5 separate regions of the Homo sapiens genome follow, and regions 1, 2, 3 and 5 are each linked to region 4. The links are chromatin contacts, found by Hi-C or POLR2A ChIA-PET in ENCODE. All regions are on one chromosome and are shown on one strand. The core of a region is the stretch at or near the end of the contact, and the rest is flanking DNA. Distances in the headings are between cores, read along the strand shown.

Region 1 (2,700 bases), core at 167-2,666, 630 kb before region 4:
CTTTTGTTTTGTTTTGTTTTGCATGTAGGGAGAGGAGTATATACTTCCTAAGGTTGTGAAAAGGATGGTTCATAATAAAAGTATGTAGCGTTATTGAGTACATACTATGTGTAGGAATGTTACATGAATAAATTTATGAACCTTCATATTAACCCAATCTGGCAAGTACCTGCACTATTATCACTATTCCTATTTAGTATTTAAGAAAACTCAGGTTTGACTGGATTAGGTGACTTGTCCAAAGGGATACAGTTCAGATTTTTTTTGTTTTTGTTTTTGTTTTATGTAGCATAGAGACTTTTTTCAACTTTTAGATTCAGTGGGTATACATGCAGGTTTGTTACCTGGGTATATTTCATGATTAAAGCTGAGGTTTGAACATGGCAGAGTGATTCTAAAGCCCGTGGTTAAAGGACTATGCTGTCATATTGGCATGTAAAGTGCTTATCATAGCTTAGCATAGAGTAAGGCTTCCACATGCAAATCAAAAGAGAAACATTAAACATTAGCTGAAGAGGAAAACCAAATCACCCACCAGGAGGAAATTGACCTGGCCCTTTCTCCCAAGTGTATCACATGATATGATGTGTGCAGGTGTCAGATGATGCTGAGATGGCCGACAGAGCTCAATTCAGAAACAAGTGATGAGCTCCTTAACAAATTCCCTCAGGAGAGAACTGCCTCCCCTCCCCTTTCAAACGAGGCTGACCTTGAAGTTGTGCCTAAATTGCTCACCACAATCTCAGGCTCAACTTGCTAACTCATCTATCCAAAACACATGCATCCCCGACTTCTCCCTATTTCATGGGGTATCAAAAATAGAGACTTGAACCTCATAAAGTTAGTACAGGCCGGGGTGTTCACCATCTTCATAGCTGATTTACAGTTGCTTTATTAAACTGCCTCTGATCTGGTCAGCAGGCTATGAATGTGAACACCTAGTTAGAGCTGACCTTGAATCCCATTGGAACAGTAGACTTCTTTATTACATTTGAAAACCTAAAAATGTTCAAGGGGAGGTGGAAGGGAGGAGAGGCAGGCAGAGGGTGCTAGGTGCTTTGTTCAACCACCATGGTTCCCTCTGTCGAGATGGAAGATGGCTGTTGCTTAAAGCTTCTGCCCATCTTTGTCCTCTGGAAATATTTGTATTATACAAATCAAAGAATGGAACGCACCTGCCTCCTCCTCATTCTTCTCCCCTCCCCGACACTGGAATGAATGCATACTCTTCACACAGGACCCACAGGAAACCTGTTACCCCAAGTAACTGTTGCATTCTCATGTGTTCAGTCACAGGAAGAATTTCAGTTTCTCTCTTCCCCACGATTGGAGATGAGGCTGAGGTCACGGGAGAGAAAGAGCCCTGTCTTGTCTCCCAACAAGAGGGGTCTGTGCAGCTGCTGGGCCCACAGCAGACAGAAGGCACGCGGCAGCTGAGGCTCTTTAGAAGGCTTCCCACCCACTTCCTGAGTCTGGCTTTGATTTCTTAAAGGGCAGATGCACTTATTCCAGAGTCGCTCCCTGATTCAGCTGTCGGGGGGAGGGTGGAATAAAAAGCTAAAGCAACCATTTCCTTTTCTGTAGCTCCTTTGCTTTGTCTCAGATCCTCTTTTCTGAGTTATCTGCTACTAAGTCTGTCTCTCCTTCCGCTCAGAGCAGCAGTGGCTGAGTTTTGTCGAGTGCTAGATAATCACTGATCTTAATTATAAACAGCCTCAGCTCAGAGGAATGGTTTTGATAGGAAAGTCAACACCAGGACGCAAGATGGGTAGGTAGCAAAATGGAACCCAAGCCAGTTTTCCAATAAAAAACAGACAAAATATATTTATAAGTAAGATTCAATTCATCCTCCACGCAGTAGCAGCCTGGAGGCTCCTTGTGAACTGACCTCTGTCTACTGTCCCCTTTAAACTTTTTTTTTTTTGATACGGAGTCTCACTCTGTCGCCCAGGCTGAAGTGCAGTGGTACAATCTCGCCTCCCTACAACCTCCACTTCCTGGGGTCAAGCAATTCTCCCGCCTCGGCCTCCCGAGTAGCTGGGATTACAAGCACGCATCACCACGCCTGGCTAATTTTTTTTGTATTTTTAGTGGAGACGGGGTTTCGCCATGTTAGCCAGGCTGGTCTCGAACTCCTGACCTCAAGTGATCCGCCTGCCTCGGCCCCCCAAAGTGCTGGGATTACAGGCTTGAGCCACCATGCCTGGCCACCCCTTTAAATTTTATGCTTCAGTAATAGTGTTGATTTTACCTCCAAAATACAGAGCTGTTTCATGCTTCTGTGCCTTTGTGGACTCTTCCCTCTGCCAGAAATGCCTTCTTACTGTGTCTTCCTGGAAATATCTTATTTGACTTTTAAAAACTGGTGCAGACATCACCGCTTCATCTCCCTCCAGTGTTTTTCATTTAATTGGTCTGGGATGTGGCCTGAGCCCTGGGAGTTTTAAGTGCTCCCCAGGTGATTCTAATCTGCACCAGAGTTTGCCAATCACTGCTTAAGGCCAGCAGTTTTCAGACTTGAGCAGGCATCAGAAACAGCTGGAGGGCTTGTTAAGGCACAGATTGCAGGGTCCACCCCCTGAGTGTAGAATTCAGTAGCTCTGGAGAATTTGTATTTCTTTCTTATTTTGTTTTCTCTTTTGTTTTGTTTTGTTTTGTTTTGTTTTACTTTTATGTTTTTGGATCTTGTTGCATACCAAG
Region 2 (2,700 bases), core at 31-2,530, 840 kb before region 4:
GTCCAGGATTGCATCCGTTGTTGTGCATGTGCGGGGATGGAAAAAGCGGGCAGGGTTTTAGAAATAACACAGTAGTACCGGACAAAACAATCTCCAGGAACCAACCGGTTGAGCCGCCAAAACAGGAATCAGGCGCGCAGCCTCGGCCAGTCGGGAAGCCACTGGCACCTATGGCCAGGCGAGAAACTGTTTACTTTCTCCACCCCACCCCAGATGCACACAATGGAGTTGATGGCTTTGGAGATGAGAAGCGCCACCGGACTGTTAACCCCGAAGGGAAGAAAAACAAGCAACCCTAAACCACGCTCTGGGCAGGGCTGTTAATTGTGCCGGTGACAAATCCGATGATTAATGGGCAGGGGCAGGAGGCGCGGGGAGACGGCACGTCCGTTCTGAGCTGGCTCCGGGGCAGCGGCGCAGCTTCCCACCCCGGGGCTGGGCCGCCGACCACGCAACGGTTGGAGGGGGCTGAGGAAAGGGGACGTCGAACCCACCCCAGCCCCACGGCTCCTTTGTCCCCAAATCCGCCGACGGTCCTCGGACCGCAGCTCCCGCCTCGGTGGGCTTAAGTTTCTTTGTTGTGCGTGTTGTCTTCTCCTCTCCGTTTTGCCAGCTGGGGGGAAGGGGGCGCCCTCCGTCCAGCCCCTAAAGCCTCGCGGGGAACCGCTGTTAGCGGCCACCCAGCGCAACCACACCGGTCCCGCGGCGGGGCCCAAGCGCGACCGGCCCCGGGGCGCTGCCGAGGTTCCCGCAGCCCCGACGGCCGGACTCTGACCCAGGGATGTGGGGCCCGCGTCCCTCCGACGCCCTCGCCCTGCTCACCTGCCAGCAGCTCCTGCAGGCTCTGGCTGAAGGTCTGCAGCTGTCGCTCGCTCGTGAGCCCCTTGGTGCGGAGAAACTTGGAGATGAAGGACACGGCGGCGGCGATCTCGCCTATCATGGTGGCGGCCCGGGTGTAGAAGGGATGCATGGGGGCGGCGTGCGGGGGCGGCCCGGGGCGGCTGGGGCTCGGCGGCGCGGCCCCGACGGCGGAGCAGCCACCCCGGGCTTCCTCACCGGGCGGAAGGCTGAGAGGAAGAGAGGGCGTGAGGGGCGGACGACTACTTTTGTCTTTCTTTCTTTAGACTAAAAAAGTTATTTTCGAGACAGGAGGCGGCAGGAGAGAGGAAGAGACGAGCGATGGCGGCCTGGTCACATCGCTCGGACCTCCCCAGCTGCCTCCGCCTCCAGCTCCGCAGCATTCGAAGATCTCAATAGCTGCATTTCCAGCTCCGAGAGGCGAAGAGATGCAAGCGCCGTGCAGCACCCTTTATAGTGCCACGAAAAGGAAGTGGCGTAGCTGGAGCGTGATGGCCGACTCCAGCCAATCCGAATATCGCACCATTGTGACGCAAGCCGGTTCGGAGCCGAAAGGGGCGGGAAAAGAGTTCAGGAGGCGGGTCCAGAGATAGGGAAGAGAGGGAGGAGCTGACGTAATCCGCTTGTAAACAAATAAACCCGGAGTGGCGGCTGGAGACCCAGTTGCTTGTGTCGAGGGAGGGAGGGAGGGAACAGAGGGTGCGCGTGTGAAAGCTCCGCCCCCAGCCCTAGCTCCTCCTTCCCGCTTCAGCAGGTCCAGGCTCTGCGCCAGTGCATCCTTCTCCAAGAGTGCGCTGCCTGGGCCCGCTTGCCCTGGAGTGTAAGTGCTGGGTAAATAAGAACCGCCTGGCGCAGGCTGTGTCTACTCTTCACGCCGCCTTCTCAGATCGGGCTGCATGTCCCCACTCCGTGTTTACATCTCGTTCCCGCTCCGGGTCTCGGTGACTGGCTCCTCAAGCCGGAGACGCGTGTGGTGCGGCGCGATGCGGGCGCCAGCGCTGTGTGTGCTGGCGGTGCGCTGCCTTAGTGCGGGGGAAAGTGGAGGGAACGGTCCTGCGGGGCGTTCTGTCCAAGAAAAAGGACTGCAGCCTCGGGGAGCCAGGGTCCCCTCGCAGACGAGCTGCCAACGCCGCGGAGCCATTTCTGTTCCACCCTAGGGGAGGAGTAGGGGGATATCTTTTAAAAGTTTAATTGCAAAATAAGTAGGTTAGTAAGGCCATTTGTGGTTGCTGTTTCAGTAACTTCAGCAGTCAACGGAGAGAAGAGTGGAAACCTTACTGGATGCGGACAGGAGAGCCAGTTACTGAAAGCAGATATAACGCGGATCCTGTAAAGAGTGGTGTGTATCCAAAAAAAAAAAATCTGTACAATGTATTTTAAAACTTGTGTGCACAAAACTGAAGATTTTCTTTTTTACCTAGTCCAAATGCCGTCCTAGCCTGAGTCCTGCTCTTTATAAAAATAAAATAAAAAGAATTTGAAGCTTGTGAAAGTATTAAGTGTAGACATTCAAGTTTATTTGAAACCCTACCAAAAAAAAAAAAAAACAACCTTAAAAACCAGTGTAACAGGAAGGCGGGAGCCTGCTAAAACGATTAGGCCTAAGACAGGGTTAACCCCAACTCCATTAAGGAGAAGGGGGAAAAGAAAAAAAGAAAGATGAAGGGAGGCAGGCAGATGGAGAAAGCAAACAGGAGGCAGAAGTTGAACTCTACCAGATGGAAATAAATATCCCGACCTTAGTTGATCATCAATATTGCAAAACACACCACTTTGAGTGTTTTTTTTTTCTTTTTAATACTGAGCTAAAGGATATAGAAATGAAGCAAAAATAATGACATT
Region 3 (2,700 bases), core at 112-2,611, 750 kb after region 4:
ACACTCAAAAATTATACTTGCTTTTCCTGAAGGCCAGCTATTAAGTTAGAAAGCACCAAAGGTGTTATGAAATTGCCCTTTATTTTTTCGTACATCAGGGAGGAATGATAGATTTTGTGTATCTCTTGTGTGTCATTAGAACAGAAATATTTAGGGCTGCTAACTCCCGGAGTTGTGTACTTACCCTTATTACAGATGCAATGATTTTGTCTGACTGCATTGCTTTAAGATGAGTTTTATTGCTTTCATGCTTAGGCAAGGATATTTAATTTTATTTGTGTTTAGAGTATCTTGTTGTAATATACTTCTCCCCCATCTTGTGCTCCTAAATTTGGGATAAGCATAGAATCCTTTTAAGAATGTAGGTTATTTTCCAGTTTACTAGAAAGCATGACACATATAAATTAGCGACTAAGGATTATAGCGTCCTTTCCTAAAGGTTATCATGAAAAAAAGTTAAAATGTCAAAGAAGATCCTACTCCAGTAAAAACAATTTACTCTGTAAAATCCTGATACCTCATAGGAAGCTTTGGATCTTGTTCTCAGCTACCAAAATTCTTTAAATATGAAAGTTAACATGACAGGAAAGTGGAATACACTCTGTGCTGAAGACCCACTGTTCAAGGTGTGTGGTTATTAATCTGGGTTTGAATTTACAAATTATATGGTCTGATTAATTTGTAGATAGGGGTCGGTGGAGGTTAGACGATGGGCTTTAGAACAAAGAGGCTGATAAAATACTACTCACAAGCCTTTCTGCTTGTTTGTGACTCTCTGGAAATGCCATTAGATAGTTCTCATAGCTATGGTCAAAATAAGTAGGCTTAGAAATAAAAGACATTTTCTCCCCTGTAAAAGGAGGCGGCTGGCCTGTGCTCTTTCTAGGCTCTTCCCAGAGACAGCAACCTCGGCTTCTGAACCCTTAGTGCTCATTCTATGCTCCACCGCGTCTCCTCTACACGCCATGATCTTTGTTATCTGATTTGCTAGCCATTGTTATGGAAAGTTCTCGACTGTAATGCAAAAAGCTCAGCCTTGGGTCCTTGCTAATGTCAGCAACCCAAAGGCGCCCCTCAAACCACCTCGAAAAGAAAAATCCTTTAAAAGATGTCAAACTCTCCTTTCATGTTAGCCCAAAATGAAGTTCCCGAGCAGCATCTGGCAGAGCAGGGTAATTCAATCTATTTTAATGCAAAGATTTTCCAAGAAGGCAGGAAGCCGTCAAGGAGAAGGCTTTGAGGCATCTGCTGTTTTGTTTCCAGATCCCTTGTGTTAATTTAATGTTTCTAGGGAACCCGGCTCTTTCTTTTTTCTCGGAATCCCTGCTCTAGGAACTGGTGAGTGCGGGGGCGCTGTGGGAGCTGCAGATAAGCCAGCGCTTGGCCGGGCACCCGCGGGCCGCGCAGCGGGGCAGGGAGGCGCGCGGCCCCAGCCGCCCTAGGGCGCCGGCTGCCTCTGCGGGCCCCGGCTGCCCAGCCCAGCGCGGGGAGGCGGCGCCGACTGCCGGGGGGCGCCTGCAAGACCTGTTTATTTGCATTTGTCCAATTTGGCTCAAGTGAAAGGTAAATACGGAGCGATCAGCTTGTCCTCACTCCAGCAAAACCAGGGAAACTCAGCTCCATCTCCAGGAAACAAACCCAACCCAAACCTGAGTGAAACGTAAATCTTGCATAAACAAACACGTTCTTTTGCTTCTGGGAAGGAACACCGGAGAAATGGGCATTCCTTCCGACTGCCCGCCTCCCACTGTCGGTAAAAATGAGCCGTCACAGGTTGCCGGCAATTTCTTGTTGTGTCCCGAGCCATTCCGCGGATCTTGTTTTGAAGGGGCGAGTCAGGTGTTTGTGCGGCTCCAGATCCTGAACAGGTTATGCGCTGGGTCCTTCCTTATCAGGAGGGGGGTCAGGCTGCCCTCCCATTCTCATCTTCCGCCCCAGACCAGAGGCTACACCAAAGTTCACTTTTGAAAAGAAATCCTGCAGAATTAAAAATAAATGTCTGCCCTTTAAAATAGTTTCGTTTTAGTATTATGCATATTTCTGTTTAGGAACTTGTAATGCTAATAATTTATGTTGCTATGACAATTGTCCTGCATACCTAATATTAAATTTAATGAATTAATGTGGCGTATAGAGTAATAGTAACTTAACTAGTACTCCGATAATGCCAGTATTCCCTGTGTTACTAAGTTAATGGAATCAGAATTTTGGAGTTACAATATAGAGGTTTTTTAGGCCAATTTTTCTATGGGATTCTAGGGATCTTTTTATAACATTTCTGCTTTTCGAAGCAGTCTATACCATTGCTGGAGAGCCGTAATTACTAGGATGCTATTTCTTTTTGTTTGTTTGTTTGAGACAGGGTCTTGCTCTGTCATCCAGGCCGGAGTGCAGTGGGTCCAACTCAGTTCACTGCAACCACCACCTCCTAGGCTTAAGCGATCCTCCCACTTCAGCCTCCCCAGCACCTGGGACCACAGGCCCTCGTCACCGTCTGGTTAAGTTTTGTATTTTTTAGTAAAGATTTGGTTTCGCCATGTTGCCCAGGCTGGTCTCGAATAGAACATTATTCCTTATAGTAAGCTGAATTCCCTGTGTAATTATTCTTACTGTCCCTTCAATAATAAAAGCCTAAAATTATTCTTACTCATATATTTTAGTGAGGGTGGTGCATGCTTGAAGACCGTGATGAGTGTTCTC
Region 4 (2,700 bases), core at 84-2,583:
CAAAAGATTTACGTAAAGTCTCCTGATTTTTTTTCAATGGTGGTAATTGATTAAAATAAATATTTCCAATACTGTATGTACTGAATAAAGAAAATTTGGGGCTGACCCTGGCCCAGCAACTGCCACTTAGCAATGTCTGGTATTGAAGTGAAAATAAGGCTCAGGGCTGGGCACGGTGGCTCATGCCTGTAATCCTAGCACTTTAGGAGGCCATGGTGGGCAGATTGCTTGAACCCAGGAGTTCCAGACTAGCCTGGGCAACATGATGAAATCCTGTCTCTACAAAAAGTACCAAAAAAAATCAGCCAAGCATGGTGGCAGGCACCTGTAGTCTCAGCTACTTGGGAGGCTGAGGTGGGAGGATTGCTTGAGTCCAGGAGGCCGAGGTTGCAGTGAGCTGAGATTACACTACTACACTTCTGCCTGGGCAACAGAGCAAGACTCTGTCTCAAAAAGAAAAGGCTCAGGAAGGTGACATCACTATGCTAATTCAAGGAGGAATGAAAGAGTGACCTCATGGGACAGTAGATCAGAGAATGTTCTACCTGGTGGCCAGCCTATTTGTGGGGAGGGGTCCCTAAGAAGAGGCTGTATGCTGGCTTGGGTTATGGAGGGCCAAAGCTCAGGGGCCTGGGGGAAGGAGAGAAGCTTAACCAAAGTTTGGCTAACAGGCATTTTGTTCTGATTGATCAGTGGTGACAAGCAGTTCAGCTAGTCATTTAGGAGGTCAAAAACAGAAGACTGGAAGATCCCTATCTAGTTTTGTCATCAGTAGACAAAGGGGCACTCATGAAACTTGTCTAAGTCATACGGGGAAGGGTGGCCCCTTGCAGTAAGTCATTTTCCAGAACGTAAAAGGGCAATGGGCTTTCTTAACCTTCAGGTAAAATTCCACTTTGTCAAAACATAAGCATGATGTAGACAAAGGTTGAGAGTGAGATCAGGCTTATTGCCCAGTCTTAAGCCATTTAAACCCAAGGTGGACTTTCCCCTCAGGAAAGAAGGGAAGGAAAGAAGCTAGGAAGGCCCTGGCTAGGTTCTGTGTGGGTTGGGGAATGTGAATCCTGATGGAGCAGCCTAAAGAAGTCAAGCAGTCCTGTAGCAGCAGCCGTGGGGGAGGTTCCTCCTGGGAGTGGAGGAGGGCGAGTGCTGCAGGTCCATCAGTGGAAATGGGAATGGACCATTAGGCGGAGAAGACTTATCGAAGCTGCGAAGTCCAAGATCAAGGTGCCAGCAGATTCTGTTCCTGGTGAAGGCTATCTTCCTGTTTTGCAGGTGGCTACCTTCTCGCTGTGTCCTCATATGGTGGAGAGTGAGACTTCATCTAAAAAGAAAAAAAAAAACCCACTCCGGACATAGTGACTGTAGCTGGGTCTTGGACTGCAAGAAGACCATCCTGGTGAGAAGATCTTGACCACAGGTGATATTCACCTTGGATAAAAAACATTCTGATAATTCAGAATGTTTGTGCAAATAAGATTTCTAACCCAGTTCTATGGAGGTATAATTTATATATGGTAAAATTCACCTCTTTAGGTATTCAGTTTATGAATTTTGAGAAATGCAATCACCAGCCACTACAGTGAAGATTCAGAACATTTCCATCACCCCAGAAAGCCTCCTAGTGACCCTTTGGAGTCAGTCCCCTCCCCTCAGCCTGAGCTCCTGGTGACCAGTGATCTGATTTCTATCCATGTACTTCTCCCTTTTCCAGAGCATCACCTGAGTGGAACCGCACAGTATTCCACCACAGTATTTTGCATCCGACTTCTTTTCCTTGGCATGTGCTTTTGAGATTCATCCTTTGCTGTTATATTATCAGTGGTTTGTTCCTTTTTGTGGAGAGTATTTTATTGTTTGGATATACCACAGTGTGTTTATTAGTTTATCGCCAGTAGATGGACATTTGTATTGTTTCCTGTTTCTGGCTGTTAGGAATAAAGTTAATATAAATATAAAAAAAAAAAAACCCAATAAAACAAGAAGCTAGAAAGTTGCTAGTTTTCAGTAGAGGGGGACAGGCTGCTGTAGAAGCTCAGGACTGCTCTGCTTTTGGCACCCAAAGGTGAGAGTGTTTTGCTGAAGGCAGCAGCTGTGAGGAGTGACAACTCCACCAAAGTCAAGGAAGCAGGTGTAGAACAGGCAGGTCATAGGTGGCAATCTGTGGTCCTAAAATACCCTGGAAAAGACCGGGAGCCCTTACAGGATTGAGAAACCAAGAGAAAATGTGGGGCAAAAAAATTCCTCAGGTTTCATTCACAGTCATCCCCACAGCCATCTTAAGTCATCAAGAAAGATTCGGAAAAGCTCCGAGAATCAGCAGATGGGGGCTAGTGCAAAATAATACTTTTTGTCTTAATTATTAGTAATCTCAATCCCTCACTCAATTCTTAGGTTGATGCCTGGGAGGTAATATTTACTACCTTGCATTTCCATAAATGGTGACCTTTTTTATATGGATGTTGGACACCAGGGAATGCTCTTAAGTTAACTGCATTTCATCAGATCCCCCTACTATTTAAATTGATCTTATTTCTATCATTTCACCTCAAGATTTATTGTTCTTATCTTACATTCTAAAGAACTGAGGGCTGTCTTTGAAGTGGATATGAAAAGTTTCACCTCAGTCTACCAATATATCATTGAAAGTTTAAAATAACAAATACAAGAACAAAAATACTCTCCACTTGTCCAAGCATC
Region 5 (2,700 bases), core at 11-2,510, 860 kb after region 4:
AGAACAGTAACAACAGCAACAACAACAAAACACTGGTGAGCATTCAACCATTACAATGCCACCTTAGGACTAAACAATGGGGCAAGGGGGCATGGATGATTGTTAAAGAAATGTATAACTATTAGGCATCTGGCAAAATAAAAATTATGTAAGTGAAAAAAAATCAAGTGTGAGGAAGTGGAGAGGAAATGTAAAGTAATTATAGAGTATTTCTATAAAAACATGCAGTTAACCCTTGAGTTTTCGTAACTTTTTTCTGTGCATTAAATTGTGTGTGTGTATGTTTTCAAGTATGTTAACTTGTAACCGCTGGTCAGAATGTCATTTTGTTTCACTTCTGCTTTTTCTTCTGTTACATCCAAACAAAATTACATAGCTCTTACTGGAAAGAAAAGGTCATATGTTATCATTTTAAATGAACCCATTACCCTCTATCTAGCCTTCTACCAGTGTATGTGCATACAGAGATATCCAGAATGATGGTCACCAACTGTAAACACAATAGCGGGATATTGGATGATTTCTTTTCTTCTTTGCGCTGTTTTCTGTTGCTTTATTTTTTTTTTAATGAGCCTATGTTTTTATACAAGCCGTAAAATCATTGCTGTTAATCTCAACTATTGATCAGTAGTGTCATCAGTATTCTAATTGCGTCATAGTCATTGTTTTTTAAATTGTAGTGTTGACAAACACCAGAAAGAGCCCTTGACAATATTTTTGCAACTCATCTCTAAGGTGCTGGCCGCTGCCCAGAGGCCAAAGACATGGGCTGTGGAAAACATCAGCTCTTGTAATAAGGTGCCTTTGCCTTCTTATTGAATCATAAATCAAAACACAATAGTGGACTGATGAGCATGAAGTAGACTGACCTGAATCCCTGTGATGCTGATGGATGGGAGTATAGTGTACTGTGCTGTCAAACAAATGTCTGAACCTAGCAAATGACTTTGGATGTTTGGAGTCCGTCTCAATCTCTGCACTTGGCTGCTGTGAGTGCCTTTCACTTCCTCCATTGCGATTCTCCTGCCTCTGGGCCTTTGCACATGCAATTCTCTCTTCTCGAGATGCGCCACGCCCTGTTCCTCCTTCATCACCCAGCTCCTCCTCCTAGTGTTCAGGGCTTAGCTTTAGCCTCCTTCCCCTGGAAGGCCTTCCCTAATGAAGTTAGGAGCTCCTCTGTATAACCAAAGGCACTGCTCACTGGTTTTGCTGGGCACATTTATAACCATTCACTCAATGTCATGCTTCTTAGCAGACTGGCCTCAGGCAAATAAGAATCTAGTTCAGGAAGTGTAAGGTCAGATTTCCTCGTTGCCCCGTCTCATACTTCCTGTTCCTCTTCTGGGCTCTGCCAGAACGGTAACTCCACTCTTGTGGCCTCTGCTATGAACAAACCCCGCTCTCTTCCCTTCCTGCTACCCTATGGCCTCTTAGGTTTATTTTGTTCTCAGCAGCCCTCTTGGCTCTGGCTTCTGTTAGCAGCTACACGTTTTCTCGGTAATATTTCAAGTTCAACCTCATCGGCGAGGGTAGCTGTTTGGTTTAGCCTTTGTCCTCTAGCACGTGCCTTTCCTGCAGGGAGGGGCATTCCCAGCCTTGGAACAGGCCCCATCACTAAGGCCACAGACAGTGCCAGAGGGAGCTGGGGTCTGTGCAGCCATTCTTGAATTCCCCCAGAATGCCTTGCCTGGCCTTGAGTAAAAGGGATAGAAGTGAAAAAAGCCTGTTACAAAGCAGCATGTACGAGGTAACCCTTCATGTGTGTTTTATATATCAAAGAAAATAGACTAGTTATTATCAATGAGTTTTTCTGGTGGGATTTCTAGTTATTTTTATTTTGTTGCTTTCAAAGTTTCTGTAACAGGCAGGGTGCTGTGGCTCACGCCTGTAATCCTAGCACTTTGGGAGGCCAAGGCAGGTGGATCACCTGAGGTCAGGAGTTCAAGACCAGCCTGGCCAACATGGTGAAACCCTGTCTCTGCTAAAAATACAAAAATTAGCTGGGCATGGTGGCAGTTGCCTGTAATCCCAGCTACTTGGGAGGCTGAAACAGGAGAATCACTTCAACCCAGGAGGTGGAGTTTGTAGTGAGCCAACATCATGCCATTGCTCTCCAGCCTGGGTGACAGAGTGAAACACCGTCTCAAAAAAAAAAAAAAAAAAAGTTTCTGTAAAAACATTTTCACAGATACTTAACAGCATTGAAGCCCTGAATCATGGCGTTGTACAGAGCAGCCCCCAGGAAGAAGACAAGAGCCAATTGGCTCTGCCATTTGGAAGCATTGCCTTCTTCTCCCCACGATTCTCATTTCTGCCCCCAAATGATGTGTTTGTTGCCTTGCTCATTTCACCGGGGTGTCTTTTTCCTCCTCAGGTGACAGATTGACTGGGATCCCCTCGCACATCCTCAACAGCTCCCCATCAGACCGGCAGATTAACCAGCTGGCCCAGAGGCTGGGCCCTGAGTGGGAGCCCATGGTGCTGTCTCTGGGACTGTCCCAGACGGATATCTACCGCTGTAAGGCCAACCACCCCCACAACGTGCAGTCGCAGGTGGTGGAGGCCTTCATCCGTTGGCGGCAGCGCTTCGGGAAGCAGGCCACCTTCCAGAGCCTGCACAACGGGCTGCGGGCTGTGGAGGTGGACCCCTCGCTGCTCCTGCACATGTTGGAGTGATGGTGCCTCCAGCAACCGCTGGGG

The links. A loop is a pair of places that touch in the nucleus more often than their neighbours do. ChIA-PET counts read pairs that join two places held with the same protein, here RNA polymerase II (POLR2A). Pooled maps may share reads with other maps.
Region 1: a loop to region 4 is called in a pooled map, with 3 times the contacts of the local background. The contact joins the promoter of LINC02391 here to the promoter of LINC02413 in region 4. A Hi-C loop is called at or near these places in 3 of 37 single-sample maps with no recorded cell type and 3 of 50 pooled maps. POLR2A ChIA-PET finds 5 or more read pairs at or near these places in 1 of 52 experiments (OCI-LY7).
Region 2: a map with no recorded cell type shows a loop between it and region 4 (2.1-fold over the local background). The contact joins the promoter of BTG1 here to the promoter of LINC02413 in region 4. A Hi-C loop is called at or near these places in 3 of 37 single-sample maps with no recorded cell type and 2 of 50 pooled maps. POLR2A ChIA-PET finds 5 or more read pairs at or near these places in 2 of 52 experiments (B cell and activated CD4-positive, alpha-beta T cell).
Region 3: a loop to region 4 is called in a map of MCF 10A, with 10 times the contacts of the local background. The contact joins the enhancer-like site here to the promoter of LINC02413 in region 4. A Hi-C loop is called at or near these places in 1 of 168 maps with a recorded cell type or tissue (MCF 10A), 8 of 37 single-sample maps with no recorded cell type and 9 of 50 pooled maps. POLR2A ChIA-PET finds 5 or more read pairs at or near these places in 1 of 52 experiments (A673).
Region 5: a map with no recorded cell type shows a loop between it and region 4 (11-fold over the local background). The contact joins the enhancer-like site here to the promoter of LINC02413 in region 4. A Hi-C loop is called at or near these places in 7 of 37 single-sample maps with no recorded cell type and 5 of 50 pooled maps.

Annotation. Positions count from the first base shown.
Region 1 is chr12:92,362,416-92,365,115 of GRCh38, forward strand. LINC02391 (long intergenic non-protein coding RNA 2391) reads right to left here and starts at 1,417. Exons shown (of 5, transcript XR_007063404.1): 1 at 1,176-1,417. The region is part of intron 1 of LOC105369902 (a long non-coding RNA gene); the gene reads left to right. RefSeq lists enhancers at 400-489, 970-1,019.
Region 2 is chr12:92,144,566-92,147,265 of GRCh38, forward strand. It overlaps BTG1 (BTG anti-proliferation factor 1), which reads right to left and starts at 1,281. Exons shown (of 2, transcript NM_001731.3): 1 at 823-1,281. The coding sequence starts at 970. It overlaps BTG1-DT (BTG1 divergent transcript), which reads left to right and starts at 1,520. Exons shown (of 3, transcript NR_135036.1): 1 at 1,520-1,678; 2 at 2,097-2,197. RefSeq lists enhancers at 253-302, 262-798, 1,633-1,932 and a silencer at 723-1,042.
Region 3 is chr12:93,740,995-93,743,694 of GRCh38, forward strand. The region is part of intron 2 of CRADD (CARD and death domain containing adaptor protein); the gene reads left to right. Among named protein-coding and RNA genes, the nearest start is that of CRADD-AS1, 4.5 kb to the left of the region's middle. RefSeq lists enhancers at 324-1,280, 1,281-2,237 and silencers at 1,324-1,493, 1,524-1,613. Within about 2 kb of position 1,362, at least 32 of the 41 ENCODE cell types and tissues checked have a DNase peak (open chromatin) inside an H3K27ac peak, as active enhancers do.
Region 4 is chr12:92,989,412-92,992,111 of GRCh38, forward strand. It overlaps LINC02413 (long intergenic non-protein coding RNA 2413), which reads left to right and starts at 1,334. Exons shown (of 4, transcript XR_945212.3): 1 at 1,334-1,399.
Region 5 is chr12:93,847,596-93,850,295 of GRCh38, forward strand. CRADD (CARD and death domain containing adaptor protein) reads left to right here. Exons shown (of 3, transcript NM_003805.5): 3 at 2,375-2,700. The coding sequence ends at 2,676. Among named protein-coding and RNA genes, the nearest start is that of CRADD-AS1, 110 kb to the left of the region's middle. RefSeq lists a silencer at 399-448 and an enhancer at 1,365-1,464. Within about 2 kb of position 1,261, at least 11 of the 41 ENCODE cell types and tissues checked have a DNase peak (open chromatin) inside an H3K27ac peak, as active enhancers do.